Linked DNA regions of Homo sapiens: region 2 is linked to region 1. Evidence: chromatin loops called from intact Hi-C (ENCODE). Cell type or tissue: endothelial cell of umbilical vein. All regions are shown on one strand. Each heading gives the region's core, and the rest is flanking DNA. Links, peaks and the distances in the headings are about the cores only.

What was found. A loop is a pair of places that touch in the nucleus more often than their neighbours do. Peaks named below come from ENCODE experiments on the same cell type or tissue, not always from the same donor. Only the 100,000 strongest peaks of a DNase experiment are listed, where the experiment ranks them.
Region 2: it touches region 1 in a loop (6-fold over the local background); 2 of 110 quality-filtered maps call a loop at or near these places.

The regions. Positions count from the first base shown.
Region 1 is chr2:187,160,306-187,177,052 of GRCh38, forward strand. The region is part of intron 1 of CALCRL-AS1 (CALCRL and TFPI antisense RNA 1); the gene reads left to right. Among named protein-coding and RNA genes, the nearest start is that of CALCRL-AS1, 170 kb to the left of the region's middle. RefSeq lists an enhancer at 14,297-14,591. In endothelial cell of umbilical vein, for the core only: no CTCF peak of the experiment used is centred there; a DNase peak (open chromatin) is centred at 9,086; H3K27ac peaks cover 869 bases.
Region 2 is chr2:187,255,460-187,272,206 of GRCh38, forward strand. The region is part of intron 2 of CALCRL-AS1 (CALCRL and TFPI antisense RNA 1); the gene reads left to right. It also overlaps the pseudogene RNU6-989P. Among named protein-coding and RNA genes, the nearest start is that of CALCRL, 180 kb to the right of the region's middle. RefSeq lists an enhancer at 8,240-8,923. In endothelial cell of umbilical vein, for the core only: no CTCF peak of the experiment used is centred there; DNase peaks (open chromatin) are centred at 8,812, 9,002 and 9,442; H3K4me3 peaks cover 334 bases; H3K27ac peaks cover 2,938 bases.

The sequences.
Region 1 (16,747 bases), core at 5,067-13,066:
GGTAAACCAATGGTGTAAATCCCAGTCGAAGAACAAGTAAAGACTGATGTTCCAGCTAAAGCAGGAAGACAGAAGCAAAAAGAGGTGAATTCATTTTTCCTTTACCTTTAGTTCTATTTAAGCCCTCAAGGAATTGAATGATGCCCAAACACATTAGGGAGGATAACCTACTTTACTGAGTCCATTGATTCAAACACTAGTTTCACCTGGAAACTCCTTCACATATAAATTCAGAAATATTGTTTAAACTGGACACCCCTGGTTCAGTTAAGTTGACACATAGAATTAATTATCATATAACCTTTTTTAAACAGGAATATTATTAATGATTTACTCCAACAAATTAATTTTCTCATGAAATCCACTCTATATTAAACTAAAGTTTATAAAGATTTACATTTTAAATAAAATTTACATTTTCTTTAGATAGATAAAATTATGAAACACTTTTACGTTGTTATGTGACATTTATTTATGTAATAAACTACATCCTCTGATTAATGAGTATGTCAAACATATTGTTACTTCACTTCTGGAATTCTAGTCTGAGGCACAAGGTTAATACTAATTTAACCTCAGAAACATATCCACTTTTGATAAAATATTCCATTTAGAAAAATGCCCCATATTCATTGAAGTCAACTGGTAAAAAAATATAGGTCATCAAATTGGAGAACACAGATCTTGTTAAAAACTGCTGCATTATAAAATTATATATATATATTTCATTATGTATTTTGAATTCTATCATTAAATTAAATTAGACTTCCAGAATGCTCCAATTTTGAATAGGAAGCTGCAGAAATATGTCTTCATCTAAACATTTTATTGATAGTGTATAGAGTTTTAGTGTCTTTGTGCTTCTTTTTTGCGTGGGCTTCTAGATGGTTCAAACCAAGTCCATATATATATATATATATATATATATATATGAATCTGGGGAACCAATGGTATAAATCACAGTCTGAAGACAGGTAAAGATTGTCATATACATACGTATATGTATATATATAATATATTATTTTTTTAGCTTCAAGAAGTGGAATTTTTAAGTGTGTAAAACACACACCAGCATTGTCAAACTATGTAGGCTCTCAAAGAAGATTACAGCACCTAAAGGGTCTATAAATGAAGGCATTTTAGTAGTTTTGATCGTTTAGTACTTTCAGCAGCTGTAACAAAGATAACAGTGGATTTCAAAATCTAGAATTTATTTCTCACTCATGTATAGTTTAAGCATAAGAAGTCCAGAACTTGAACTATGATTATACAAGGATCCAGAGCCTTTCTGTCTTGTTGCTTTACTTCTACCTTGTGTATTGCCAAAGGTGTGCAAGTAAACTGGCTCTTTGAGAAAAAATTACTGATTTGTATTATTTGCTGATTTTTGTTGCATAAATACTCCCACAATAGCCAATTTTAGGGTGTCAATGGTTCAAACACTGGATTGCAAAATTCCAGCTCTGGCATAAGTTAGCTCCAGCACACTACTGGGAAATGCCCTCAACCTCATGTTTAAGAAGGCTCATCAGCAGTCCCGCATTACGGCCAGAGGAAGAAGTCCTTTCGCTTATGAGTGTGACTTGATGTGGTACACATCATTTCCATTTACATCCTGCTAGTGAGAAGTCAATTACGTGTGCATGCCTAGCAGAAAAATAGGCTAGGAAATGTAGTCTTTAGTCAGTCTACTTGATTATGTGTCTAGCTAAAAACTAGATATTTGGTTCTTATGGAAAAAAAGGAAGAAAAGACATTGGTGAACAATAGCAGATTTTGCCACAAATATGCATTAACATCGGTGTCAATTTATAGTCATAATTATAAGAGGGACAATAATGACTGAAATGAAGCAAGTTGATATGAATAAGTTAATATAAGATAGCTGTTAATTTGAAATGATTTTTCCATTTCAAGTAACAAAGAAATGAATAATAACCAAAGTGCCTAATTAATAACAGGCAAAGAACAGTGCAGTGCTAAGTTAAAACAATGACAGAATGATAGATGTTCCAGAAGTTAAATATGATCTGTGTGCACTAATTATCATTATATGTTTTTCTGAAGGTTCTCTGATTGACATTTTAAAACATTTATTAAAAATTGCATTACAGTAGAACGGTTTAAGAAAAAAAATTGAACATTGAGAAGTCTTTCCCATTCCCCAACTGTCTAAAAACAAATCAACAATGACAGTTTGAGAATTTTATATTCCTAAGAGTTCAGATAGAAGAGTAAGATATCTATGGGAGGTTGTTTATAACCATAGTTGAACAACGGAGCTGGATTTTTTATTAAAAAAAAAAAAACACGAAAGTCCATGACAATCAGTACATTTCGTATAAGATTCTAGAGTTTGCATTAAAAGTACATTTATATTCCTGGATTACATTCTTCAGACCCACAAATCAAAATATCACCTCTATGCTAATCAGTGATACTGCCTACAATGTGCTACACCACCCTCCTTCAGCAAAACACCACCTATTAGACCTCCTCACATTCTGTAAGCCATTAAACTATAACCTGAAAGAGTGGTTACATTGACCTTCTTTCCTTAAGAGATTTGTCTCATGATTCTCAATCACATCAGATGTTTATTAATTTATATGTTGCAATTCTTCTGTTGTTTTAGGGGGAAAATTCCAAAAAGGGGATATTTTATATGGTTTTTTCACTTTCTCTTGTTGAATAAATTAAAAATAAAACTCTTCCTCCTAATGTAAAGAATTGACACTAGAATAGCTTTCATGTATGTAAATCTGTTTTTCTTATATGTATGATTTTCTACACTCTCAGTTATTTTATCATTCAATTATTTTTCTTTTCCTTCTTTCTTTCTTTCTTTTTTTTTTTTTTTTTTTTTTTTTGTGAGACAGTCTCGCTCTGTTGCCCAGGCTGGAGTGCAGTGGCGCGATCTCGGCTCACTGCAAGCTCCGACTCTGGGGTTCATGCCATTCCCCTGCCTCAGCCTCCCGAGTAGCTGGGACTACAGGCACCTGCCACCATGCCCAGCTAATTTTTTGTATTTTTTTAGTAGAGACGGGGTTTCACGGTGTTAGTCAGGACGGTCTCGATCTCCTGATCTCGTGATCCACCCACCTTCGCCTCCCAAAGTGCTGGGATTACAGGTGTGAGCCACCGCGCCTGGCCATTCTATTATTTTTTTATTCTGAGACTCTGAGTCACTAAAGGCATAGAGATGCTATTTTCAGTTTTTAAAATCACTATCAAACTTTCATCATTATTATTATTATTTGCCTGATACAGCTACTCATCCTCCTGTCTATGTAATACTTATTTTTTGTGTGTTTTTAATAGAGTTGATCTTTTTAAAGACCACTGGACATAGACTCAGATATGAGTTCATGTCTGGCCTTACTCTTTTCTGTAATCTTGGCCTAATCAGCTGATCTCTCGGATCTCAGTTTCTCCATTTGCAAAATGGGGATAATAATACCTGCCTTAGTGATTTATAGTGATTTGGAGGGCTTACTTTAAGAATTAACTATTTTATTTTGAAAGATCATTTTATTTGGTATTCTGTTCAAAACAGTGACTGGAATTGAGATTATATTAAAAATCTCTGATCTTTCTCATCACATTTTAGAACACATGGAAATAAATTGTCTCACCATGCAATTTTTAAAAATCCCTTAATTGCAGTATATTAAGACATTGGAACTAGAATATTTATTCTAGGAAATATTATCCTAGGGGACAATACTCTAACAATAACAACAATACATAATATTTATTGAACAGACATTAGACGAAAATCACTGTTTTAAGTGCTTTATAAGTATTAACTCATTTAATCCTCACAAGAAACCTATGGAAAAAGTATTAAATGATAAAACAGGAATATAAGTTGAATGTTTAAGACAGATACTGCCAGTGCTGTCTGTTGAAATTCAGCCTACATTCAATGCCAGAAGGCAAATTTTTCTCCAAAATATGTTTATTACATCTCTTTGTCCTTTTTTTTTTTTTTTTTTTTTTTGAGGTGGAGTCTCACTGTGTCGCCCAGGCTGGAGTGCAGAAGTGCGATCTTGGCTCACCACAACCTCCGCTTCCCAGGTTCAAGTGATTCTCTGTGCTCAGTCTCCCTAGTAGCTGGGATTACAGGCGAGCGCCACTTTTACGCCCAGCTAATTTTTTTTTTTTTTTTGTATTTTTAATAGAGACAGGGTTTCACTATTTTGGTCAGGCTGGTCTCAAACTCCTGACCTCATGATTCGCCTGCCTTGGCCTCCCAAAGTGTCAGGATTACAGGCGTGAGCCACTGCTACCAGCCTTCTTTGTCCTTAATGTCAGACTCATTGGCTTAATTTCTCTGTGGCCGCTAAGGAATATGCATTTTGGTGTGTTAACCAAAAACTCTTATTGTGTAACTTGGAAACTTCCAGTTTAAAATCTTTTTTGCTAAAATTCTCTCTTATAAAATATTACTTGGACTATACAATTTTCACTTTTATTATCATTTGTCTGCTATAGCTTTCCTCCACACCGATTTTCTATGTAGTATTTCTTTTAAGTGTGTGTCTGATAGAGGGTGTAAAAGGATTATTTTTTTTCCTAATTCAATCCAAGAATATCTGTTTTAGTGGATGATATAATCCAGTTACATTTGTTGTAATTACTAAATTTTATTTTCCAATTTGTTTGTGTTTTCTTTTAACCAGGCATTTCTTTGTCATCTTTGTCCTTTCGTACCTTCTATTTGCTCACTTTGTTTTTGTATTTTATTTTCAGTCATTTTAACCATTATATGCAAATAACTTCTTATATTTGAATTTATTCTGCTAGTTTGTACTGCTTCTTGAAGTAGTTAGCAGTTTTTTAAAATTTGAAGCCATTTCTTATTCAAATATTTCCTTATCCCATTCTTCATCTTCTCTTCCTTATGAAATCCAAGTACCCGTTGGTTGACTCTTTCACCATGACTCGTATATCTTTACACATTTTTCTTTATATTCCATTCTTTGTGCTTCAGATTGGATTTATTTTCTGAGATACTGTCCAGTTTACTGCTTCTCTCTTCAGATTTGTCTAATCTTTTATATTAGACATTACTGAGTTCTTAATTTCAGATATTCTTCAATTCTAGAATTACCATTTGATTCTTTCATATAGTTTCTAGTTCTTGGCTGAAATTGTTTGTTTTGTCATTTAATGCTTATGCATATTAACCTCCATTATTTTAAAATTATTACTCCAAATTCCAATATATGGATCTCCAGTGGATCTATTAGCTGATTTTTCTCTTCATTTTATTTTCAGTTAATTCTTTCCTTTTATTTACATTTATTTATTTATTTTTCCTGCTGCCTGTTTTTTATTGAGTATTATTGTATGTAAAAAATGTTAGATGTGATTTTATGTTTTTAGATCACATTATCTTTCTCCATAGAGGATTTTTCTTTTGACTCTGGTAGGTAGTTAAGTTGTAGCTGGTGCAAATTAATCCAATTATACTTTTAACTGATTCAAAGTTGGTCTTCAGTCTGCGAGTGTTAGTTTATTTCCAGCTCATATTTATTTCTAGGGTGTATCCTTTGGAGATACAAACTAAATATTCAGGGTCTATAGTAGAACCCCTCTTTCTTGGATGGTTCTGAGATTCAATTTTTGTCTTAAGCATTGAGAGACTGCCAAAAATGTTTTCTTTCCCCAGCTTCTTAGCCTCTCAGCTGTGCTTTCTGTTTTCCTCTTACCTTCTCTAGAGATATTGCTCTAGAATGTAACAATGCCTCTATGGGAACATTTAATCCTCCTTATCTCAACCTCAAAACTTCTGCTGTCCATTAATCCTCTAAGACATTCTCTGCTTTTTGAGAGGGGGAAGAGCAAGGAATTTCAACCACTGTTCCCTCATTATCCTGGACCACATACAACCTTCAAGCTCCATCTATCCTTATGTTTCTCTAAGCTTTTCTATTCTGCTGGTCAGGAATCACGGTGTAAATGGTAGCTGTTTATCAGACTGCTATTTTGGAGTAATTTAGGATGCTAGGCTACAGTTTTCTCATGCTCTAGATCTTCCAATCCTGTGAGATAAAGACCTATGCATAAGGGTTTCTGTTTTCCCAGTTAATTCCCAGAGCTTAGCCTGGAGCTTAGGTCATTGAGCCTCTTTCTCAGATACTGACCAGGGCCTAAAATCCAGTCATCTTCTTTCTAATTTCCCCTTCTTTGCTTTCTTTTTCAAATCTTACCAATTAGAGACAGGAAACAACTCTTCTCTACTTACTTATTGTTTCCACTTTATGGATTACAAGTCTGAACATGCTTTCACTCTTCATATTTAAAATCAAGCTTTTGAAATAACTAAAAATATACAAACAACTGTTTTCACTCTCAAACAACTGCTCTTTTAATTTGAACCCAGAGTTCTCAAAATTATAGTCTTTACTATAGTTTTATAAAAGTCAACTTAAATATAAGTAATTTGACTTTTACTTTTTATCTTAAAGTAAGATAAAAGGCAGCATACATAAATCCTTGTTGAAGTTTGGATGATTAGAAGAGTTAAGATTAAGAGTAATCTTCCACTAAATAGAGTGCTAACTCTGTAGTGTCCTGAGACAAATGATATAGCTATAGTGACAATAATAATGTCAGTCATTTATTGGGCGCATGCTGTGTTTCTTAAATGCCCACAATGTTTTGTGAATCTGTATGATTTCCTCAATAACTTTGTGAATTTATGATAATTACAAGTGAAAAAACTAAATGCTTTTAGAGGACAAGTAACTTGCCCAACTCACTAGTAAGTGGTAGCTGTGGAATTTAAGCCAAGGTCTGTCTGACTTCAAAGCTGTTTGTGTTTGTTCTCTATACGATGCATAAATTTTTAGCTATTAATAATTATAATTTACTTTATTCCTATCAATATAATAGTGGTAGTATGGAGTATCACCTGGGAAAAACAACTCAGTTTATGAAATACTGATATTCAGGTGAAATTTTATGTTATACTTGAGAAAGTGTTTTATAAGCTGTTGTAATATTTTATTTTTTCTATGTATACCTACTTTATTTTCTAGATTGTAAGTTTCTGGAGATAGGAATTTTCTTTTCTCTTTTATGTCTCTTAATATATTTATTATACTAAATCCCAAACAAATTTTTGATCATTATTGATTTCTGCTTTTTTCTAAAAAAATTAGATTATGTTTGTTAATTAATTACTTTGTAGTTGTATTATTCTATAGACTATTTTGGTGTTTGATGTTTTTTAAATTACACTTTTCATTTAACAAATGCAAACCTAAAGTTGCAATATAATTACAAGGGATTCCATATACCCTTCATTTAGATTCATTTGTTGTTAACATTTTGCCACATTCACTTTATGTCGCTCAAGACATATTGATGTGGACATTCTCATTATTATTTTCTTTTTGTTCTGGCGTAATCCATGTGAGAGTAAGCTGCGAGAGATCATGACCTTCACTCCAAACACTTCAGTGTGCATGTCTAAGAAGAAGCGCATTTTTTTGTATAATCACAGTACAATTATCAAATTCAGAAATGTTACTTTCATAGAAACTGATTATCTAATACCTTATTTATATCCAAATTTCAACTTTTTTGTCCAAATTACTGTCTTTTATAGCAACATTATTTCCTGATTCAGGATCATGGATTGCATTCGTCATGTTTTTTAAATTGCCTTTATTTTGAAATAGTTCTTCAGAATTTTACTGATTTTTATGACATTGACAGTTTTGAAGAGGCCCCTTCATTGTGTGGTTGTATCTGACTCCTTGCACCAGAAAATATATTGTCCAGGTACTTAGCGATAACTAATGTTCCTTTAAAAGGAATATAAGGGCTTTTAGAAAATATAGCTGCAGGTTAAATATAACTGCAGATAACACTAAGAGTTAAAGGGAATAATGTCAGACAACAAGGGAAAAGTTTACAAAGCTTTTTTTTTTTTCTTCACAATTTTACCCAGAACCAGCTCTGATAGTTACCATGGTCATAAGTTGAAATGAGAGTACCATTTTTTTCCTATTCTTACTGCAGACCAGGGTAATGAGATTTACCTCTGAACAATGAATGATCAAAGAGGCTTTTACCTACTGTTCCTTCAGGAAGCAAGTTTATCTCATGGTAAGCTAGTAGAGTATAGAAATCTAAATATCAAACTATAAATTCTGGAACTCAATTTGAATGTCAGAGTGGTAAGGGAAGAACACTGGGCTCAGACAGACCGAGAGATAATAACAATAATAGTATAGCAATAACAGCTATTTTTGAGCAATAAATATTTATGATCACTGTGCTAGCATTACCTTGTATCCTTAGAATAACTCAAGGTAGGTTTCATAACACCTGATTATAAGGCAGGGAACAGGTTTAGAGAGATTAAGTCAATTATCCAGCATCACAGCATCAGTCATTCAGGTAGTAAGGAAGAGAATCAGGATTATGTCATTATGTCATAGGCCTGTCTTAGCCCTAAAGAGTACTCCTTACTTACTACTAGGTTAACATTGCCTCTCAAATGCAGACTCCACCAATGTTATTTTTATGTCTTTAAGCCTCAATTTTCTCATTTTTAAAATGTTGATAACAATCTTCACAGAGTGAAAGAATTGTGTGCAAACCGACTGACTCACAATAGCTATAAAACTTCTCTTTCTAGTCAGATTCTAGACTTTCAGTTGTCAGTATATTGCTAGATAATTTTAACAGTCAAATATACATAACTATAATGCATGTTTAGATATTAGAAATAATAGTTTGAAAAAATTGCCAGGATAAAATCTCTACAACTTATCAGAGGTTAGAATAGGAATATGTATTCAGTAATTCATATTACCTAATTTTACCCAGATCTCTTCTTGTTGCTACATCCTCAAAATAATAATTTGACATTCCCTTCAACTTTCTTTTTTTTTCAGTCATGTATTTTTAGGTTTTCGAATTAACAGGAAAAAAAAAATTAGCACTGTTCTCTTTTCTCCACAGCCTTCATTTGTTTCATTTCCTCTTTTGTCACCTATCTCCTAGGCAACAAAGCAAACAAAGGAAAACCTTTTATTATCAAAAAATTAAAATAAAGAATTCAGATAAAAATTGAGGAATTGATGAGAATTGTCTGTTGAGGCTTATGTAACTGAAAAGAAAAGCAAACACTTGTTTTTTTTTAACTTCTTCCATTAACACACCAGCTGCCTCTCTAGGAACCCTCAGTGTGAAGCTGGCCCCAGAGGCCTCACTAGTGAGGGTTTGACAGTCTACAATCAACATTTGATCTTGAGCTTCTCTCCCTTACACATATCGTTATTTTTCTTTTCTTTACATGAAACTATATGTCCTGTCAGGATAAAATTACTTTACGTGTTCAAAGTAAACAAAATTGTTCATTCTAGTAAAATATCCCTCAGAAGTTTCTTCCAGGAAAACCCTAAACCAGACAAAAACTTTACAAGATTTTTTAGTTATGGTTTCAATATGTCTGCAAGTGATTTATTTTTCATAGTTCTTAAAATTTTGCTTGAAAATTATTTGCTTTTAATTCAAGAAATCCCTGCTATAATTCTCATTTGAAGAAAAAAATGTGCCAGTGAAATTTGTTAAATAAAATAATAGTTCTGAAGTAAATCAATAGCCAAACATCTACAGTGGATTTAGTGTGTAAAGGGTGGTTATGAGGCTTGGGTTATGTGGCCAGGGTGAAGCAGGATATTTCCCTGAACACTTCACTCTGGCGGGAACTGGAATGCACGGGTACTTGAACTAGCCAGCTGATTTGGCACTGGCAGGGGTGAACTCTACTCACTCAGACCTGCTGTGCTCCACCCCTCATGGGAAGGGGAGCACACAGGTGTGTGGGTACAAGAGCTGGGGCGAGTGCTTTTGGGTGCCAGCAAGGGCAAACTCTGTAGCAGCCCCATGGCAGCATCTGGAGGTGGGGGTGCCCATGACCCCTGAAGCCCCAGAAGTGTTACAGTACTGTTTTAGGTCTGCTGTCCATGGATGGCTTAAGTGTTAACAGCTCAGTGGAGCATCAGTGTGACAGCCTTTTGCACCTGCATTCATGGCACCCAAATTCTTGTCCAGCATCCAGGAGGAATAAGGTTGCACAAATAAATTGGAGATGGTAAATGTGGGGGATTTTATTTCCAATGAAAGTGGTTCTTAGCAGGAAGGGGAGCTGAAAAGGAGATGGAGTGGAGAGGTAATCTTCCCTTGAAGTCTGGCCATCCCCAGCTAGACTCCTCTCTGAAGCTACACTGTCAAGCTGTCCCCCTGAAGTCAAGCCACTTCTCTCCAACGTCCAGCTGTAGTCACTGACTTCCAGCTGCTTCTCCTCTCTCTGCTAGCTAAGCCTGGGTTTTTTGCGGGGAGGGGCAAAAGATGGGGGCGAGGTGGGCCATGGATGGTTTTGGAAAAGGCAACATTCAAGTGCAAAAACAGGGATGTAATTTCTCACTTTGGGCCATGGCATCGGGCTTTTCAGCTTGAGGGTGGGGCCCTCACCAGGGACCTGACATCTTCTGACCAGAATTTCCCTGCCTCCTGTCCCTATCATTTCCTCACTCTGAAAAGGCACATCTAACTGCTATTAGAATATGAATGATGGCCTGGCATGGTGGCTCAAGCCTGTAATCTCAGCACTTTGGGATGCCAAGGCAGGCGGATCGCCTGAGGTCAGGAGTTTGAGACCAGCCTGGCCAACATGGTGAAACCCCATCTCTACTAAAAATACAAAAATTAGCCAGTCATGGTGGCACATGCCTGTAATCCTAGCTATTCAGGAGGCTGAGGCAGGAGAATCGCTTGAAAACTCGGGAGGCAGAGGTTGCAGTGAGCCAAAATCTCACCACTGCACTCCAGCCTGGGTGGCAGAGCGAGACTTTGTCTCAAAAAAAAAAAAAAAAAGAATATGAATGCTGACTGGTCTTAGCTACTTCCTGCTGAAAGGGGGTGTTGTTTTGAGGAAAAATGGTAGTCGGATTCCTCCCAGAGGTTTGCCTAAGGGTCCCTGGAAAAAGGGAGCCATTGTCTGAGGCTCTGGTTGCCTAACCGCTTGGAGTTTGATGGCCTCTAGGTGAGAAAAAACAAGTTTATCAAGATTAAGTATGCATGGATCAAATATGTGTATTTTACAAAGAGGAGTTAAAAGAAGAGTATTTCATGCCAAAGATTACTGAAATAAGAAGTGAAATATACTAATCATCCTGAAAGCAACATTGTACGCCTGTGGTATAGAACAAAATGAAGTAAGGGCAGCAAGACTATAAAGAGGATATCAATGAAAGGTTAATTAGTAACACTAATTAAATAATAACTAAGTTTAATTATTAACACTAATCTTTTGTGATTTTTAGCTTGATGTCCCCAGTGTCCTTACATTGGTACTTCGGGTGCTCTTCAGGGTTGACAGAGGTAACTCCGTTGGCTTCCCAGGCCTTTACTCAGGTATAATGAGTCCATTAATCTATTCCAGTGACCCTCACTGCCGTAGGAGTAGAAAGAAATACAGTATAAGGTCCCTCCCAATCTGGGTTCATAGAAGGAGAAAGGGAAGGAAGTACATTTGCCAGTACTAGGTCTCCTGGGTTGAGTAGAGGTGCGCCTAGTTCCATGGGATTAGACCTTCGTTAGTTGTTTCAGTTCCTGTTGGAAATGGGCCACAGAAATTATATGTTTAATCAAATCAGAGGTTTCTTGGTCTAGCAAGAAATCATTGGTGAGAAAATGCTGTCCATACATCATTTCAAAGGGACTCAAACCTAGCTTTGAAGCAGTGTTTCTAATATGTAGTAGGGATATGGGGAGAAGGGTTGTCCAGGGGAGATGAGTAACCCAAGACAGTTTCCTGAGGTGCCTTTTGATAATATTATTTGTCTTTTCTACCTTTCCTGAAGACTGTGGTCTCCAAGCGCAATGAAGATGGTACCATATGCCTAGTGCCTTTGAGACCCCCTGGGTGACGGCCACCTTGAATGAGGGGCCATTATCATTCTGCAGGTACTTAAGGAGTCCAAAGTGAAGAATTATCTCATTAGTACTTTTATCACCTCAGAGGCTTTCTCTGTCTAACGTGGAAATGATTCTACCTAGTTAGTGAAGGTATCTATACATACTAGAAGGTACTGGATGCCCCCTTGCCTTTGGCGTATGGGTGAAATCCATTGGCCAGTCTTCCCCCAGCTAGCCTCCTATCCTCTGGGTTCCTGGAGGAATAAGACATCGGTTGAGGGGATTGATTTTAAGGCAGGTCTCTCAAGCATTAACAATCTGTTTAACCATTTGTATAATATTTTTACCTAATATAACAGTCTCTGGGCCAATTGATAGGTTTTATCCTTACCTAGGTGGAAGACCTGGTGAAGGCTTTAAAGAACTTTCTATTAGTTCATAGCCAGTAGATGAAGCTTGCCATTCTCTGATTGTAGCCATCCTGAGGACTGAAAGATGTATCCTCAAGAGGTGGCCCATTCTGTTTCCACAGGAGAATATTGAGGTTTTATTTCTCTAATGGGCCCTTCCCAGATCAGTGGAGCTTCAAGTAGATTGGAAATCTAGGGCTCTCTCACTGCTGATTTAGCTGCTTGGTCTGCCAACCTATTTCCTTTGGCTATTTCATCCATCTCTCTTTGGTGGCCTTTACAATGTATTACTGCCACCTCCTGTGGGAGGAAAACTGAGGATAATAGTGTATTAATTTCCTGATGGTATTTAATGGGAGACCTGTTAGCTGTGAGGAAGTTTCTCTCTTTCCAGATATTGGCATGGCATGGACAGCTAGGAAAGCATACTTAGAATCAGTATAAATGTTAACTGCTTTCCTTGTGCTTGAGTGCCTTCTGATGGCAATTAGTTTGACTAGTTGAGCACTTGTGCCCGAAGAGAGACATACCCCTGCTCTCAACAGTATCGTTTAGAGTAACTATTGCATACCTTGCTTTATGGATCCCTTATTCTACAAAATAACTTCCGTCTGTGAAGAGAATACAGTCTGGGCTCTCTAAGGGGGTTTCCTTGAGGTCTTCTCTGTCTGCATATGTTTGTACTACTATCTGTTCACAGTCATGTTCAAGCTCCCTAGTTTCCTCTGGGAGGAAGGTGGCTGGATTTAGGGAGGGATGGGTTCTTAATTGAACTGCAGATCTCTCTAATAGCAGAGCTTGATACCTGGGGAAGTGGCTGTCTGTTAACCAGAGACTCCCCTTAGAAGACAGCAGTCCTGCCACATTATACAGAGTGTAAACAGTTAAGTTATTCTCCATGGTTAACTTAGTAGCCTCTGGTACCAGCAAGGCTACTGCTGCAAATGCTCGGGGGCTGGCTGGCCATCCTTTGGCTACCTTAATTAAGCTCCTTACTTAGGTAGCCTACAGGCTGCTGGGCTGGACCCTGGGCCTGGGTTAGAACCCCCAGGGCCATTTCCTTTCTTTCTGACACATAAAGATTAAATGTCTTCCCTATGGGGAGATTAAGGGCTGGTACCTTAAGCAATGTGTATTTTAGTTGGTCAAAGGCCTTTCTAGCCTCCAGTTCCCAAATTAGAGAATGAGTATTAGTCGAGTGGGTCTCCTTTATTAGGTGATAAAAGGAATGAGCTATTTCACCATATGTAGGTATCTATAGTCTGCAGAATTCTGTAATGCCTAAGAACCCCCTCAGTTGCTTCAGGGTTTTGGGGGAGGGGGAAGGAGGAGATGGGCTTAATCCTTTCTGAGCACAATGCTCTGGTTCCCTCTGACAAGATCAGGCCTAGGTACTTCACTGAAGTCTGACAGAGCTGAGCTTTAAATTTTGAAACCTTATATCCTCTGTTAGCCAGAAAATTAAGAAGAACCTTACCACCCTCCTGAGAGATTTCCTCAGTTGGAGCATAGAGGTGAATATCATCTATGTATTGTAAAACTTTAACCTGAGGATAGAGGAACTTGGAGAGGTCTCCTGACAATGCCTGCCCAAACAAGTTGGAGCGGTCTCAGAATCCCTGAGGTAACACCATCCTGGTTAACTGGGAGGTTTGGTTTGGTTTGGTTTGAGAGTGATCCTCAAATGCAAACAAATACTGGGAGTCAGGGTATAGTGGTATGCAGAAAAAGCATCCTTCAGGTCTAGGACATGAACCATTTAATTACCTCAGGTATTTGAGCTTGGAGGGTATACAGATTGGGAGCCACCAGGTGAATTGGAACCACAATCTCATTAACAAGGCGGAGGTCTTAAACTAGTTTTCATTCCATGATGGGCTTTTGTATCCCTGATGTTGGAGTATTACAAGGGCTACTGCAGGGTTTGAGGAGGCCCTGAAACCTTGATATCAATGATGGCTTCTGGTCCTTTCCTAACTTCTGGTTTCAGGGGATACTGTTTCTGGTTAGGAAAAAAGGTGGGATCCTTAAGGTGGACCCAGACAGCTATGGCGGTTCTGGCTTGGCCAATTTTGCAGTGAATGGCCCAAACTTCTGGGTTAATGTCTATCTCCACTAGGGGGAGACAAAGAGTTTGTCCTGGGACCATCATAATAGTGGTCCCCATATGGGAGAGAATATCCCTGCCCAACAATGGAGTTGGGCTTTCAGGCATAATTAGAAAGGTATGGGTAAACAAGAGGTTTTTCCAACTACAACTAAGGTGTTGGGGAAAATATCAGGTTAAAGGCCTTCCTGAGAGGCCCCTCATGGTCATGCTAAGAGAGAAGAGGGGGCCCAGATTGGAGAGGAGAACTGAGAGACCAGCCCTGGTGTCCAGAAGGAGGTCCACTTTCCTTCCTTCGATTTCCAGAACTACCTGGGGCTCCTGGATGATAATAGTGGTCTGGACCACTGGAGCTGGGAAGAGGAGAACTGGGACCCATCAGTCCTGTTGGGGCACTTGGGAGATTAGCTCTGCATCCAATGACCAGTGTTCCTGGTGACAGTCCACCTTCCAGTGGTCCCCATTGCAAATTGAACATGGTCAAGGCAGGTTCCTCATGCTGCCTGAACAATCCTTTCTAACATGTCCTGGCTTACCACATCTGTAGCAGTTAACAGGGCATCTCAGGAATTCTGGTGTTTTGGGGCTTGTGTGGTTGCCATTAAAGCCTCTGTCTCTTTTCTGTGTTTCCTTTCTCTCTGCTGGACCTCCCTTCTCTATTATAAAAGACCAAGCTGGCCACTTTTAGGCGGTTCTTTAAAATACTATCTAGTCCCAGGGCCTGTTTCTGCATCTCCCTCCTGACATCAGGGTCTTTGCCTGAGTAATACATTTGTCCTTTAGGATTAGTTGTCCCTCAGCTGAATCAGGAGATAGAGAGGTGTGCCTTACCAAGGTCTCTCCAGGAAGGCAGTGGGATTCTCATCAAATCCCTGGTCTATCATTGATAGCTTGGTATAATTGAGAGGCTGAGTTCTAGACCTACCTAAGCCCTCCATTATGCACACTTGAAAGTGTCTCCTCTTCCATTCTCTCATCTCATCACTGAGATCCTATTTAGGGTCATCCAATGATACTGCTTCACTTCTAGCTGGATAAAGTTTTACTCCCTCCCTGACACTATATGTGATTCAAAGCTCATACCCATATCTCTCTGCCACTTGCAGAGCAGCCTGCTTCTCAGTGTTAGAGTTTGATTCAAAAGTAACATAATATCTTTCAGGAGAGTTCAAATACTTGGGTTAAATTCTGGAAAGCCTGCATATATCTGTCAGGGTCATCTGAAAGCTTGCCAAGATCCCCCTTAATTTGTCTTTAGTCCTGTAGCGAGAAGGGGACCTGGACCTTACTGGGGCCAAAATCACCAGGCATCTGTTGGAGGGCTAAGAGTGAGGCTGGGGCTTGTCTAAAGTGAGGATTTCTAGGAGGGGTCAAGCAAGAGAGAGAAACTGGATAGGAAGGATGTGGTAGACCCAGAGGAGCAGGGCTGGAGGAACCTGGCTTCCTTCTGGAGGTGCCTGTGGGGTTCATTTCTTTAGTTCCCTGGGATTACCCTTGCAGCCTCTCCTGAGATGGCAAACAGGAGGGCTGGATCAATCCTACCATGTTGGCAAAGGTCTGGATTACCCTGCAAAGTAAAGAAAGCCTGTGCGTATGGGGCCTCAGACCATTAGCCCTCATATTTACAGAAAAGGTCTAACTACAGGATGGTATCAAAATGAATGATTCCCTCCTGAGGTCAAGCCAGTCCTTCCTGCAGATCATAATTTGGCCAAACCTTTGTTCAAGGGACTTTGAGGTGATTTTGCTCCAGAGTCTGAGGGTCAAAGTAGTCCCAGTGACTCAGGATATACTCCAGAGGAGTATAGACTGGGAATTGTGCAGATAGCTGGTGGCCCATTCTGAAACACAGGGAAATAGGCATCCCTTATTTCCCTTCCATCTTTCAGTAATAACCCAGGGTGTGAGGGAGAGAGAAAATGGGTGTCCCCACTTTCTTTTCTCTCTTTTTATCCCCAAGACCTGGCGATCTTAGACAGATACCTTCCATGGGTGCCACTGAAGCCTGCACTTGTGAGACAGAGAGGGCCTGTGCCTCCATTCCCCCTATGGTTGGCAGCCTTTGTGTTCCCTGGGCCTTATCTATGCCATGGAAAATGGCCTCCTTCCATGAAGCAGTGGCTTAATCAGCAGGAATTAGTCCTACTCATTTACACTGCACCTGTGGCCTGGCTTTGGATTCCTCAGATCTGGTTTTCCTTTCTAGGGCCTCAACCTAAAATTTAGAATTGAGTTTGGGACAAAAAGATGTCTCAGGGGGAGCATGGATTTATGTAGATTAAGT
Region 2 (16,747 bases), core at 5,063-13,062, 95 kb after region 1:
CACATAGGTCTTTCAGGAGATATTCCAGAAAAAGGCATTGTCATCATAGGGAAAGAGAATTCTATGCCTGTTATTATCCCTGAAAACCTTCTAGTGAAACAAGCTGTGGAAGTCAAAGACAGTGATGCAGATGATCCTGACCCTGTGTAAGCCTAGCGTAATGTGTGGAGTTTTGTCTTCATTTTTAACAAAAATTTTTTTAATGATAAAAGCTTATAGAGTAAGAATACAAAAAAGAAAATAGTTTTGAACAGCTGTACAATGTGTTTATGTTTTATGCTGTGTTATTACAAAAGAGTCAAAAGTTAAAAAATTGAAAAGTCTATAAAGTAAATAGTTACAGTAAGCTGTTTAATTTATTATTGAAGAAAAATATTTTTCATAAATTTAGCTTAGTCTAAGTATACCATGTTTTAAAGTCTACAGTAGTGTACAGTAACATCCTAGGCCTTCACGTTCACTCACCACTTACTCTCCAACTCACCCACACAGCAACTTCCAGTCCTGTAAGCTCCATTCATGGTAAGTTCCCTATGAAGTAGATATGGTTTGGATGTTTGTCCCACCCAAATCCCATGTCCCCAGTGTTGGAGGTGGTGCCTGGTGAGAGGTGCTTGGGTCGTCGGGGGCAGATACATCATGGCTTGGTGCTGTCCTCACAATAGCGAGTTAGTTCTTGCAAGATCTATTTAGAAGTGTGTGGTTCCTCCCCTAGCCATCTCTCTGCTCCTACTCTTTACCATGTGGCATGTTGGCTCCTGCTTCACCTTCTACATGAGTAATACCTCTCTGAGGCCTCCCCAAAGCCTGAGCAGATGCCAGCTTGTACAACCTGCGGAGCTGTGAGCCAATTCAACTTCTTTTCTTTATAAATTACCCAGTCTCAAGTATTCCTTTATAGCAACACGAGAACAGACTAATACACAGGTGTACCATTTTTTATCTTTTATGCCACAATTTTTACGATATCTTTTATGCCACAATTTTTACGATATCTTTTCTAGATGTACATATGCTTAAATACACAAATACTTACCATTGTGTTATAATTGTCTACCGCATTCAGTACAGTAACATGATCTAAAGGATAGTAGTCAGGGAGCAATAGGTTCTACCATAGAGCCTGGGTATATAGTAGGCTAAACTATCTGTTTTGTAAGTACACTCTATGATATTTGCATGATTACAAAATTGCTTAATGATACATTTCTTAGAAAATATCCCCATAGTTAAGCAATACATGACTGTATTTTCAAGTACTGTGCCTTATCTAAAGAAGTGTTTTAGTTCACTCTTGCTCACTCTCTCACTTTCTCTCTCTCTCTCTCTCTCTCTCTCTCTCTCTCTCTCTCGTTACACATGGCTATCAGAGGGCATTTTTTTTTGTATAGTTCCTTGGGAAAAACAAATGTTGCTTTCATATTTAAAAATTTTATTTTCCTCCTTGACTAACAAATATGATTGGCAAATAAAAAGACCTGTGACCTCAAAAAGCTCTGTGCGATAGTGGCTTAATTAAGGTGTTTCTTTTCATTTAATATATGGATTACCATTTATGCCAATATTATAACCAGATTATTCAATCAACAATAAGGATTTATATTTATTATGAGAAAGGCATGATTGATCAAATGTATGAATAACTATCCAACCATTACATGAGCTTGCCTTGTACACGGTGACTATCAAGCACTTATGCATGTTAATTAGAGATGTTTTGTATTCTTCCTTATGTTTCATAAAACATTTATTTTCCGCAATTTCTTTTGAATACCTTCTTCTGGGTTGACAGTTGAAAGCATTAAAGCATTTCATGAGAAATATTTTAAGGTTTTTACCTGTTCTTTGGTGGAAATAAGAATTTTCTTTCTCACAGACTGGTGCACAAAGACTCCATCTAACAGCTACCCGTATTTCCTGACAGTGACTCTGAAAGGTTAGTTTCTAAAAGTTTAAAAGTCATTTCATTATATCAGAGCTTTTATCCAAAATTCATGCTGACTGTGAAAACATATATGGGTAAGGATGATTTACTTTGAAATCATCACAAGCAAATAATATCTGGAAACTTGTACCTTTAACTTGCTGGTCATATTCTCTAAATACACTTTAAATAAACATACTAGTGTTCACTCTTTCTGAACCTATAATTATTTCACTCTCATTTGTGTTATAACAGCCATGCATGTTTGGTAATTTTATTTCTCTGATAGTTGGAAAAATATAATTTGTTCTATTGTATTTATTTATTATTTTCCAATGAGATGTTCAGTCATTGTCCCAGAAATACATAGGTTCAAAAGATAAATAAGATAGAGAATTAACCATAACATGTAGTTGCCTTATCTGAAGCAGAAAAAGATTTATTTCCTTAAAACAAAACAAAACAAAAATAATTTTCCATTCTTTACTATCTATTTATTTAATATTTGAGTTAGCTAAGCTTGGTAAAAAGGATTGCTGTGTGCTGTAATTTGAGGGTTTTCAGGACCTATTAATTAAAAAAAAGTCCTCCAAATATATAAAAAGCAGCTGCTCCAACCCACATGGCCTGATAATTTCACGCTTAGGACAAGTGAATAATGAAATATAAGAAAGTACTTTGTATTTTAGGGAGATGAGTACGGAGAGAGAGGAGCTTGGAAGTGGAGACAAATTTTAAAGCACATAAAACCTTGGAGAAGAATTTTCCTTGATATAGGATAGTAAAACAAGTATACCATTTGTCCAGGGGTGGTGCGAAGAGATTAGAAGGGCTACAGCAGCTCAAATAAACTGTTTCTAGGGCTAAATTTCCTTCCTTCCTTCCTTCCTTCCTTCCTTCCTTCCTTCCTTCCTTCCTTCCTTCCTTCCTTCCTTCCTTCTTTCTTTCTTTCTTTCTTTCTTTCTTTCTTTTCTTTCTTTCTTTCTTTCTTTCTTTCTTTCTTTCTTTCTTTCTTTCTTTCTTTCTTTCTTTCTTTCTTTCTCTTTCTTTCTTTCTCTCTCTCTCTCTTTCTTTCTTTCATTTCTTTTCTTTCTTTTCTTTCCTTTTTTTCCAGAAGTCTAGGATACTTATTATGGTGTCTTCCGGCATAATGCTTTAGAAGAAGTTAGCAAAGTATCAGTGATTAGATGAGGGCAAGACCTCCTAAGCTCCACAGATACAGTGGCTAGGACATGGAATTGTACCATTTATTTCTGAAAGATCTAAACATTGTATCTTTTTCTTTCTGTGAAAAGGTTAACATATGGCCTACACTGTAAATACCTTGTATTTTAGTCAGGAGAGGCGAGGGCATTTGGTGCTTTACTGCTATAGAGTGTTCTCATGGGAAAAAAAATAGCATTGACCCAGTGAATGAGAGCACCCAGATAAAATGATTACAACCTATTGTATAATTCCCTGATCCCACCCAGTTGTGTCATGGAACAGGATATCACACATGTATACAATGTAATTTGTATCGAACATAAGAAGCATTTGTTCCTTGATTTTTTGAAGTGTATAAACAGTAGATATTCATTTGTGTTTGTTTTATTTTAGGTATCCCAATACCTAAATATACAGAAATTACTGGAAGAAATATTCAATCTGGTGTGATATACTAGGTGAATGTATCATAAGAATTTCTGTTCCTTACAAAATTGTGAATGCAAAGTTTTAGGAATTATATTGGCTATATGATACTGATCTTTGATATCTTTGTACCTTAAAGCAAGATTTTCTTAGTGAACACTGGCATTCACAGTATTGTTTTTTCTCTGGCTATATCAAGAGCTTTAGTTGTTTTTTGTTAAATGAAAAGAATGAAGAGACTATCTTTCAGACTTAAAAGTTAAAGTTCTGTGTGCAGACTTTCATGTCATGTAGAAAAAGGAAATAAAGGGAGTTAATTGGTTTTGCTGTAATTTTTCTTCAGTGGATTAAAAAAAATCTATGCTTAAAATACTATTTAATGATAATGGGTGACAATTTCTATAAAAATACAACTTTTGTTTCTTAGAAAGTTAACTTTTTTCTATAGTTTATATAAATATGGCATTAGTCAGTAACTGTGTGTTCGGATGCCTAAAATGTATAGCTTTTTTGTTTGTTTGTTTGTTTCAAGAAGCTATGTCTTAATTAATTTAGGAGACTATAGGGTTGTTGGGAAGACACATATAAATGGAGAAGCCAGAAAAAGCTGGACACAAAAACAGATTATTAGAATGGAGCTGTACGTGGATATTAGAATTGGTGGCTTTTTAAAATAACTGAGACATAGTTGCACATTTCCATACTCCTGTGTTTACCATTGAGCTTTTTTACCGTCTTTGTATTTTTCTCTATATCATTAGTTTTCTTACTTATAATTTTGATACTCTTATAGCTTCAGTTTATCAAGCTGTTTACAACTATCCCCTCACTCTGTATTCTCTTTCTAATGACTGTTCGGTTTTAGCATCTATCAAATACCTTGATGCCTTCATTTGACAAGTCAGGTTCAAACCTGATAATCCTATTGGCTAATCTCACTTCCATGCTAGACATCATAGATGACTGTTAAATCTGAGGATTAGCTGCCTTTGGATGATTTATCCATTTTTATTTAGTTCAATCTGTGGTAGAGGCTGGATCATGTGGGTCTAAATATTAGTTAAAATTACATTGATTGGAGATCTAGAGGTTTTCCTTTAGGAAAAACTATAGGCTTGGAATAAACAATAATTGGTACATTTGAGATTTTAAAAATTCTGTCTTCTCTACATACGGCCAATAAACATATGAAAGAAAGCTCAACATTACTGATCATTAGAGAAATGCAAATAAAAACCACAATGAGATAGCATCTCACACCAATCAGAATGGCTATTATTAAAAAGTCAAAAAATAACCGGTGTGTTTGAGGTTATTGGAAAAAAAAAAAAAAGGAATGCTTTTATACTGTTGGTGGGTGTGTAAATTAGTTCAACCATTGTGGAAGACAGTGTGGTGATTCCCCAAAGACCTAGAGGCAGAAATACCATTTGATCCAGGAATCTCATTACTGGGTCTATACCCAAAGGAATATAAATCATTCTAGTGTAAACATGCATGCACATGCACTTGTATGTTCATACAGCACTATTCACAATAGCAAAGACATGGAATGCCCATCAATGATAGACTGAATAAAGAAAATGTGGTACATATACAACATGGAATACTATGCAGCCATAAGAGGAACAAGATCATGTCCTTTGCAGGGACATGGATAAAGCTGGAAGCCATTATCCTCAGCAAACTAACACAGGAACAGAAAACCAAATACCACATGTTGTCACTTATAAGTGGGAGGTGAATGATGAGAACACATGGACACATAGTGGGGAGCAACACTCACGGGCGCTTGTTGAGGACGGGGTGGGGTGAGAGGAGGGGTGAATCAGGAAGAATAGCTAATAGATGCTGGGCTTAATAGCTAGGTGATGGGATGATCTGTGCAGCAAACCACCATAGTTCATGTTTACCTATGTAACAAACCTGCACATCCTGCACCTGTGTCCCTTAATTTAAAATGAAAGTTGGAAAATAAAAAAATAGCTATCTTCTCTAACACAAGGAGCTATTCTCCAATATTATGCATCATTTATTCATTTACAACTTATTTGGCCACTCAATTCATTTTATATATATGTGTGTGTGTGTGTGTGTGTATAAATATTTGTGTGTGTATATATATATGTGTATATATGTGTGTGTATATATATATGTGTATATATATGTGTGTGTATATATATATATATATATATAAAAGGGGAGAATATATTGGATATTGGATTTTGTGTCTCTTCCTAGTTCAAGAATAAAGATACTTTATGTGATAGGGTTATTAAAGCAAACTGTCAGTCACATGACTGCTTATATGTTCCCTTGAGGCCAGGTCATTTGACTTTATATTCTTCATGTTTATAAAATGGTCCCCCTAGCCCGTCTATAACCCCAGGAGCCTTTCCTGCTGGTAGGGATGTATTTCTTACAGGATCACACTCCTTGGTACTTTGTAGGCTGGTATTTATTAGTAATACGCCCTGTAAGTGCCTCTGTCCAGTGGGCATTATGGTTCTTTCTGGTCAAGGTTCTTGGTATATTTGGAAGTGACATGCAGTTGATATATGTAGTCCCATATTCTCATCACAGTTTTCCCAGTTCAAGATGTCCTTGGTATTCAGTGCTGCACAGATATTCTTTGTAATGAATGGATGACAGTCCTTAACTGATCCTTACTTGTTTGTTTCCCACAAAGTGAAAATAAGTCCTGTATGCAATATGCAATATTTTAACTTTTTAATTTCAAAACATTAATATGATTATTAATCTTATGATCAAATAAAGTGGTTATTAACTAGCAATTATGTGCAACATTCTAATATTTGATTGTATGAATTAGATATGTCACACAACATGTGATCTTAATCTTTCAATCAATTATAAATGCTTACTCAGATATTTCTACAATGTTACCAAATTTCAATCTGAATTTATAATACGAATCAGTCTTTCCTAATTCTCACACCCCTAAAATGTCAGCTGAGTAAATTATTTACCAATAATACACTTACCAGTAAGATAGCATAGCCTTAAGTTAAAGCATTACTTTACCTAACTTCTTTTCAACTTTCAGGTTATCCTAGTCTAAGCTGTTTACTTGGATTTTCCTCTTTTAATTCTTGTATTCATCTCTGTTGATCCTAGTATTCTGATAACAGATTCTAATAATTCCCCAACCATTCCCCAAAGCTGCCCCATATACAAAAGCTGAAATAAAAGAAAAAGGAAAGTACTGTAACAAGGAAGGGGATAGAAAAGTCTTCATGTAGAAGAAGATGCCCAAGTGGAATTTTGAAAAATTAGTACTAATTTGACAAAAGTATGAGAGTAAAGGACATTTGTGGGTAACACATATTTAAAATACTCAGTGTGTAATTATTAATTCACTGATTCTATAAACATGCTTTGAAGTCCTGCTGTGTTTAGGTCTTATACAAGATGCTGGAGCTAAAGATTTAGAAAAGAGTGTCCTATAATTTATAGGGAGATTCATAATAAGTTCGGCACTTAATAAGATGAAAATAGAATAAGTGTTATGCGGAGATTGTATGCATGCACGCTGGACACTCACATATGATCACATATCTCAGCCTGGGAAGAAAGGAGTTACTGAAGACGTTCTGTATGAAATCATTTAGAAATCAATGTACTGAGGTATACTTTACATATAATAAAATGGACACATTTACTCTACAGATTGATGACTTTTGACATTCAGCTGTGAAACCTCCACCCCAATTAAGATATGTCTCAATATTCTGTAAAATTCTGTCTCTTTGCAATGTTTCCTTGTGCATCTTTTCTTGTTAGTCCTTCTGGAATAAGTAATTATTGAAATGGGTTTTTGACAGATTTCTCAGTAGTTATGTAAGAAGAACAAGAATTTGAGTAGTTATTTTAGAAAAGCAAGAAGAAAAAGCACCTCACTAAAAGCAGGGCTTCTGTCAAAGAGCATAAGAAAATGAGGCTAGAGAAGTTCGTAATTAGATGATAAAGAACACTGAAAGAAAATCTGTAGTACTTCCATGGGTTTAAACCAGGATAAGTCATAATAATAGCAGTAAAGTTAATGATGATGATAATAATAATATTGTTGAGTGTTTACCGAGAGGCAGGCACTTGTGTATGCATGATTTAATTTAACCTTGTAAAGAGGTTGCTTTTCTCATCCATTAAAGATTTGACAAGCTAGAAACTCAGTAGTATTAAATGAATTGAAGATTCACAAATAGTAAGAGCTCCTGGGAGGTATTTACACAAAAACCCTTTTCATTTTACTTTCAACATGATTTTTTTAAAACATTAACAATAAATTGATGATAGATTGAAAGCAGCAGGGCTGGGGTCCAATTTGAGAGATAATTAGGAGGTAGAATCTACAGGGCTTAATAACACATGGTTGAGGGAAGGATTTGGTAAAGAGAGTATTGAGGATCATTTTCAACTTAGATGAGTAGATGATGCAATTACCCAAGATGAAGACAATTGAAATAGAAACAGGATTGGAGATGACAAGTTCAGTGTTAGCCATGCTGAATTTAAGCATGAATGTTACTTCCAAGTGTTGAAGTATGGCAGGAATTTGGAAATACAGCTCTAAATTTTGGAAAAAAATTTCTATACTGTTAAAAAAGATGTGAAGTCATTAGTATACATATTTTAGTTAAAGCCAGAGAGAATGTAAATAATTAACAGAAAAAAAACTAAGGATAGAAGAGCAAAACATTTGTCTTTAAGGAATGTTGGGGAAAAACAAATCAAAGATAATATTAAGTAGAAAAACAACAAAAAACCCAAATAATAGAAAATAGTGTCTTGGAAATCAAGGGCTGGGTGTGTTCCAAGATGCTATTTTTTAATGACATCATGAGAAGTGAAAAGAGAAGTCGTAGAGAAGGAAAAGAAGAGTGATTAAATATGTACATTGCACTTTGAATCCAGGCAGTCACTGGAAATTTGCGTGAAAGTAGTTTCTTTGTAATGGGGAAGAAGGTGGACGGCAATGCATGGAGATTTGAATAAGAAAAAGGGACAATGCATGTAGAAAGCTCAAGATGCTCAACTTTGAGGAACGGAAACAGATGGGAATATGTTATAGGAAATCATAAAACTGAGGGAGTTGTTTTTTGCTTGATCCAGTTCCAAAAGAAATAGTCACACACACAAAAAAAAAAAAGAAGAAAAGAAAAACAAAGATAAGAAAGAGGAAAAGAGGAATTAATCATGAAGAAGAAGGATACTCATTGCAACAAAATCGTTGAGGATGTATGAGGGGTTAGTGTTTGAGCACAGGTAGAGGGATAATGTAACGAGGGTGCTGTAACATGGCCATTTGTTAGACTGACAGCGTAGGTTGGAGAGCAGGCACTTTTTGCTGAGGCAATTTCCCCAGCCTTGTGTTTATGGAACTTCAGAGTGTGACTATTCTGTTGTGGGGTGAGGTGGAGGGCTGCAAGGAAAACTACACTCTGAGGCTCACTTAAGGCATGTGCTGCCGGTAGCACTTCTGAATGAGGTGCAGAGTTAGAGGCAGTAATTACGGCATTAGCATCGCAGAGTGCCCAGTGAAAAGTTTTTGGAGGGAAGAAAATTGTTTATAATGATTGCTTTCTGTTTTAGATTTTACTCTATAAAACATTATTTCCAAAATCAGAAACCTAGATGGCCTCTAATTCTTATGATTCACTGCTCAAGAACTGTGCCTGTTTCCTCCTATTAAGTATGTTTTCTTGTGCTGTTCTGTTGCTTAGACAATTTTCTTTGGTTCTTCCTATTGCATTCTCATTGAGTTTTCTTATCTTTTCTCACATTTGTTTCCTTGTGATAGTGCAGGGCTGAGTCTTCCTGGTTCCTTCAATGGCTAGCTACATTACATTTCTTTCACTGAAAGCCTTCCCTTTTTTCTAGTGGGGACGGGCACATTGGTGTGGGAAATAGGAGAGCTGAAGAGAGAGAGAAGGGGTGTGAGTGGAAATAGTGAGTGGGGATTATATCAGTAGGCCTTTATCATCTGTCACTTTCTTTCCTGAAGTTTCAGTGATGACATTTCTGATAACATTCGTAAGAATGTAATAGAGCTGTTTTTCCTAATTTTTAATATATACTTCAGTAAATTAAGGTTCACATCATACTATAAGTTCAAGAAGTTAAATGGGAAGAAACAATTCCCTAGTCAAGCTTGAGAATATATGAGAACTTAATTTCAATGCCATACAAAAATATTCTTTGTGTGAAATAGGCAAGAGTTATTTTTTGACATGTAGATAAAATATGTTTTACAAGCGTTGACAATAGACACATTTTATAACAGCATAAACATTATAAATAAGAAAGTAGAGTATAAAAGTATTGTGTGAGAGAGGTCAATGTCAGTAAGAAATTATGAAGTTAACAAGAGGAAGAAAAAAACTGGTGTAAATAGATTGAATGAGTTGCTCTGTTAAAAAAAAAAAACAAAAAACAAAAAAACTTAGGATAGGTCATTAAATCTAGCTGTTTTAAATGTTTTAAAAATTGGAAAGTATAAGCAACATACTGGAGACTACAAATAATAATTTATCTTTAAGTATCATCAGTGATGATTGAAAGAAAATCATACAAAGCACCATGAAGTAAACATGACCTTTTTTTTTTAACTTGGTAAAGGACTTTTTATTTTATATCTCTCCAACGAATGAAAAATGCAGACAAAAAGATGTTCAACATCATGAATCATAAGGGAAATGCAAATCAAAACTACATTGAGACACCACCTCAAACCTGTTAGGATGGCTGCCATTGTAAAAACAAAACAAGTGATGGGGAGGATGTGGAGAAATTTTAACCCTTTTTCAGTATTAGTGGGAATGTAAAATGGTGCAGCCACTGTGGAAAACAGAATGGTGTGCCTCAAAAAATTAAAAATATAATTCCTACATGATTCAGCAATTCCATTTGTGGGTATATACTCAAAAGAATTGAAATCAGGGGCTCAAACAGGTATCTGTGCACCTATGTGCATAGCGGCATTATTCACAATAGTCAAAAGATGGAAGCAACCCAAGAGTGGGTTGCAATTGACATGAATGAACAAGCAAAATGAGATATACACACACAAGGAAGAATTATTCAGCCTTCAAAAGGAAGAAAGTTTTGACAACATGGTATTACACAGATGAACCTCAAGGGCATCAAGCTAAGTAAAATAAGTCAGACACCATGGGACAAATATGGTATGATTTCACTTACAGAAGCTACTTAGAATAGTCAGAATCATAGGGACAGAAAGTAGAATGCTGGGGGAGGAGGAAATAGGGAGTTATGTTTCATGGGTATGGAGATTTAGTTTTGAAAGATAAAAAAGTTCTGGAAATGGTTCATGATGATGTCATGCTATGTATATTTTTTACCACAATTAAAAAAGTAGTTTTATTTTAAAAGGCCGAAGGGTGATGAAAGTCCTCACTGCTTTATCCATCTTCGGGAGTTTTCTTCTCCATTTAATTCATTAAAAGAACTTTCAAATCTTACAATTTTCTAGGAAGCTGTTCCTGTGCAGTTTGCTCTCCTGGATTTCTCCCAAGGGACTACTGTCATGGAACAGAATTCCACTCAGGTAACATGGGGCCCAGCCAATCGCAAATGCCAACCAGGCATTTGTGTGCTGTCTTTAAGAAGAAAGGAGATGGATGGGTCTGAGGGTAAAGGAACAAGAAGGTGTGGGTAGGGGCTGAGACCAGCCTGAGTATTGGAATTTGTCCTTGACAGCTGCGGGAAAAGCCCTGTCGAGGCCTGCACAGAGGCTCCAAGTGCAGAAGTATATGTGCATGTGCCCATGTATGCTTTCACTTATGTATGTGTTCATCTATTCATGTATTCAATGAACACAATTAGCAGCTGCTGTATGCTGGGTACTGTTCTATCTAGTAGTAAACCAGCCTGGCTGGGCTTTGTCCTCATAGGAAAGATATAATGAAGGAGCTCACAGGCAAGCACACGCGTGTACAGTGAGCCCACAACTGCACTCTGATGGGGTACATTAGGCAAGTCTCATTTTTCTGGTAGCCAGTGGGAGATGCATACAGATAAATCCAACAGAGAATCAGGAGCAAGATGCAGGACAAGTCGGAGATACAATTTGTGCTCAGAATGCCGAGGCCCTTGCCAGCCATGCAAAGGTCTTAACCCTAGAGCAGCATGAAGCCATGAAGGATTCTAGGCAGTGACAGGCACGGTGAGATTCATGTTTTGGAAAGTTCCTGCAGGCTGCAGTATGAATACATAGTAGGAAGGCAGGAGGCCAGGTGAGAGAGGAGCTGGCCTGCTCCAGGAGGTAGAAGCCTCTGGAGGTGTTTAGACACCTCTAGATTGAGACATGAAGCTGGAACAAAATCATGAGATTTGGTATCCATCAGTCCACCTATTCCTACTTTTCCCTGTGTGATGCTGAGTCGATGTGCCCATAGTCTTAGTTGATGTGCTTTTAAAGTGAGAAAAGGAGCCACCTCGGCCCCTCTTTCTCTAGAGTTTCTGCTACAGTGATTGGGTGAGATCATGTGAATACAGAGCTTTGTCATCAGGGGCAAGGTGTTGCAGGCTTATTGATGAGAATGTGGATGGTGATGGTGATGGAGAACATAATTCTGGTATTTAAGGGGTTGAGGAGTGCTGCATGTACTCCACGCAGGGCAGCATACTCAGAGGTTTATGCATATCATCCAGTAGGATTTTGTACCACATTTGGAGATACATGTTACTATCCCCAAGATAATGAGAAAACAGCTCCAGAGACGCTTATGCAAGGTCACCCAGAGGAGGGGGGTCAGAAGGCAGATTCAAAACATGGTTTGTCTGGATTTAAAACTCTTATGAGCCCCACACCACCAGCCACTTAAGAAGGCAATTGTACTTTGAGATTTTATCAGTCTCAGTTGGCTTTGGGGCCAGGATGTGTGTTCATTCATTCATCAGTCCATTCAGAAAATATACATGGAGTACCTAACATTTGGCAGCCACAGCCCAAGCCCATGAAGGGAACAGTGGACAAAACACACATCTTCGCATGACTTCTTTATTGTGGTTAAAAAAAAAGACATATCATGAATTCTACTCTCTGAACAAAATTTTCAGTGTACGGTATGTACAGTATTGTTAATTGTATGCATATTGTTGCACAGCACATCTCTAGAGCTTTTTCATTCTGCCTGACTGAAACTCCACACACATTTTGCAACTCCCCATTTCTTTCTTCTCCTAGGCCGTGGCAACCACCATTCTACTTTGTTTCTGTGAGTTTGACCACTTTAAATATCCCATGTAAGTGTAATCATGCAACATTTCTCCTTACGTGACTGGCCTGTTTCACTTAGTATAATGTCCTAAAGTTTCATTCACATTGTAGCATATGACAGAATTTCCTTCCTTTATAAAACTGAATAATATTCCATTGTATATATTTACCATATTTTATTTATCCACTCATCTGTTGATGGACAATTAGGTTGAGTCCACATCTTGGCTATTATGACTAATGCTGCAATGAACATGGGAGCACAGCTAACTCTTTGAGACCCTGATCTCAATTCATTTAGATCAATACCTTGAAGTGAGATTGCTGAATCATATGGTAGTTCTATTTTTAAAATTTTGAGGAAACTTAGTACTGTTTTTCAAAGCAGCTGCACCATTTACTTTCCCACCAACAGTGCAGAAGGGTTCCAATTTCTCCACATCCTCAGCAACACTTGTTCTTTTCTTTTCTTTTTTTAAAATATTTTAATTTAGATAAAGAGATTACATGTGAGTGTTTGTTACACTGTTATGTTATGTGCTGGTGGAGATTGTGCTTCTAATTCACCCATTACCCAAATAGTGAATATTGTACCCAATAGGCATTTTTTCAGTCTTCCCTGTCCTCCCACCCTTCCCTGTTTCAGAGTAACCAGTGTCTATCACTTCCACCTTTATATCCATGTGCACCCATTGTTTAGCACTGATTTATAAATGAGAACATGTAGTATTTGATTTTCTGTTTCTGAGCTAGTTCCCTTAAGATAATGGCCTCCAGCTCCATCCATGTTGCTGCAAAGGACATTCATTCTTTTTTATGGCTATGTGGTATTCCATTTTATGTGTGTATGTGTGTGTGTGTGTGTGTATGTGTGAGTGTACATGGTATTTAATATATATATAATACATATACGTATATATGTGTATTACATCAATAAATACCAACATTTATTGATGTGATATGCCATATTAAATGTGACACACACACACACACAGACATTTTCTTTATCCAGTCAACCATTGGATAGACACTTAGGTTGGTTCTATGACTCTCCTATTGTGAATAGTGCTGTGATGAACATACAAGTGCAGGTGTCTTTTGTATACAATAATTTATTTTTCTTTGAATAAATACCCAGTGTTGGAATTGCTGAGTTGAATGGAGTTCTATTTTCAGTTCTTTGAGATACCTCCATATTGTTTTCCGTAAAGGTTGAACTAATTTGCATTCCCACCAACAGTATATGAGCATTCCCTTTTCTCTGCATACATGCCAACATCTGTTATATTTGACTTTTAATTCTAGTCATTCTGACTGTTGTGAGATAATATCTTATTGTGGTTTTAACTTATATTTCTCTGATGTTTAATGATGTTGAACAATTTTTATGTTTGTTTTACACTTATTATTTCTTCTTTTGATAAATATCTGTTCATGTCTTTGCTAGTTTTTAATAGGGTTTGTTGTTTGTATCTTATTGAGATTTTGAATTCCTTATAGATTCTGGATATTAGTCCTTTGTGAGAGGCATAATTTGCAAATATTTCTCCCATTCTGTAGGTTGTCTGTTTACTCTGTTGATTATTTCTTTTGTTGTACAGAAGGCTTTTAGTTTAATTAAATCCCATGTCTATTTTTATTTTTGTTTCATTTGATTTTGGGGTATTCATCATAAGTTATTTGCCTAGACCAATCTCCAGAGGAGTTTTTTTCTAGCTTTCTTCTAGAATTTGTATAGCTTCAGGTCTTACTTTTAAGTCTTTCATCCATATTGACTTAATTTTTATATAATGTGAGAGATAAGGGTCGGTTTTCATTCTTCTGCATATGGCTAGCCAATTTTCCCAACAACATTTTTTGAATAGGATGCCCTTTTCAAATTTGTTATTTTTGTCAACTTTACTGATGATCAGTTGGTTGTAGGTATGTGGCTTTATTTCTGGGTTCTTTATTCTGTTCCACTGATCTATGTGTCTCTTTTTGTACCAGTACCACATTGTTTTAGTTACTAAATCCTTGTAGTGTAATTTGAAGTCAGGCAATATGATGCCTCTGGATGTGTTTTTCTTGTTTAGTAATTCTTTGGCTCTTTGGGCTCTTTTTTGGTTTTGTATGAACTTTAGGACTGTTTTTTTCTAATTCCATGAAAAATGATGTTGGTAATTTGATAGGGATTGTGTTGACTCTGTGGATTATTTTGGGCAGTGTTATCATTTTAATGATATCAATTCTTCCAACCCATGAGCATGGAATGTTTTCCGTTTGTCATCTATGATTTCTTTCATCAGTGCTTTGTAATTTTCTTTGTAGAAATCTTTCACTTCCTTGCTTAAATGTGTTTATAGGTATTTCATCTATTTGTGACTATTGTAAATGTGATTGAGTTCTTGATTTGGGTCTCAGCCCAAATATTACTTTTTTAAAATAGGAAAAGTTTCATGAGTTTGCATATTCTCCTTGCACGGGGACCACGCTAATCTTTCCTGTATCATTCTAATTTTAGTATATGTGCTACTGAAGAGAGCACCAAACATTATTGATGTATTAAAAATGCTACTGACTTTTGTACATCAATTTTGTAAGGTTCATTTGCTCTATAGTCACTTATGTCCAGAGTTCCTTTGTTGATTTCCTGCCCCAATAATCTGGCGTTATCAGTAGGGTGTTGAGTTACTCACTATTATTTTATTGCTATGAATCTGTTTTCCTGGTCTAGTAGTATTTGTTTTATGAAACTGGATGCTCCAATGTTGGGTGCATATATATTTAGAATAGCTAAATCTTCTTCTTCTATTGAACCCTTCATCATTATCTAATATCCTACTTTCTATAAATTTTACTGATATTGGTTTATAGTCTGTCTTACGTGATATGAAGATGGCTGGTCATGCTCATTTTTGTTTTCCATTTGCATGGTATGTCTTTTTTTACCCCTTTACTTTGTCTGTAGTATTTAGCCAAGAGTAACTATCTTGTAGGTAGCAAGTCGTTGTGTCTTTTTTTCTTTAAAATACAATTTGCCATTTTGTATGTTTTAGGTAAAGCATTTAGGCCATTTATATTCAAGAGTAATATTGATATGAAAGGTTTTGTTCCTGTCATAGTGTTGCTAGCTAGTTGCCTTGGAGTTTCAACTGTGTAATTGCTTTATAAGGGCTGTGAGCTTTGTAGTTATGTATACTGTTACGATAGTGAATATCATCCTTTTGTTTCCATGTTACAAATTCTTTGAGTATTTTCGTTTGACTAGTCTAATGGTAATACGTTTTCTTTGTAGTTATTTGTCTGGGAAAGACTTTAGTTTTGCTTCATTTTTGAAGCTTTGTTTGGTAAGATATGAAATCCTTGACTGGTGTTTTTTATACATAAAGAGACTAAAAATAGGCTCCTAATCTCATCTGCTTATATATATACACACATATATATATGCACATATATATACACACACATATATATACATATATATGCACATATATACATATATAAGTATATATATGTATATATATATAATGTATATTGTATACGGTCTTTTGGCTTTCATTCTGGGTACTTTCAGCAGCAAAGAGTCTCTATAAATTTCTTAGTTACAGATAGCCTTTTGTGGTGTTTTTTTCAAATACTGATTCCAGTTGTGATGTATGGGACATGTGGGCAGGCTCATAGCCTCTAGTGGAGCTAGGGTGACAGAAGTCACAGGAAGCTTATCTCATTCTCTAGTGCTGTGCACTTGTCTCAGCAGATTTTCTACTGTGTTGTGACATTCAACCTCCAGGCCAGTAGGTGGTACTTATAGGTAAGATTTGGCTGCAGCTAATGCAGATTGGTACATATATTATCCTGTTTACTGGGAGAAACTCTCTATTGCCTTAGGAAGAGGGCTGATTTTTCTCAGATGAACACTCTTTTCCCATCTTCTCCTCCCTGGGATC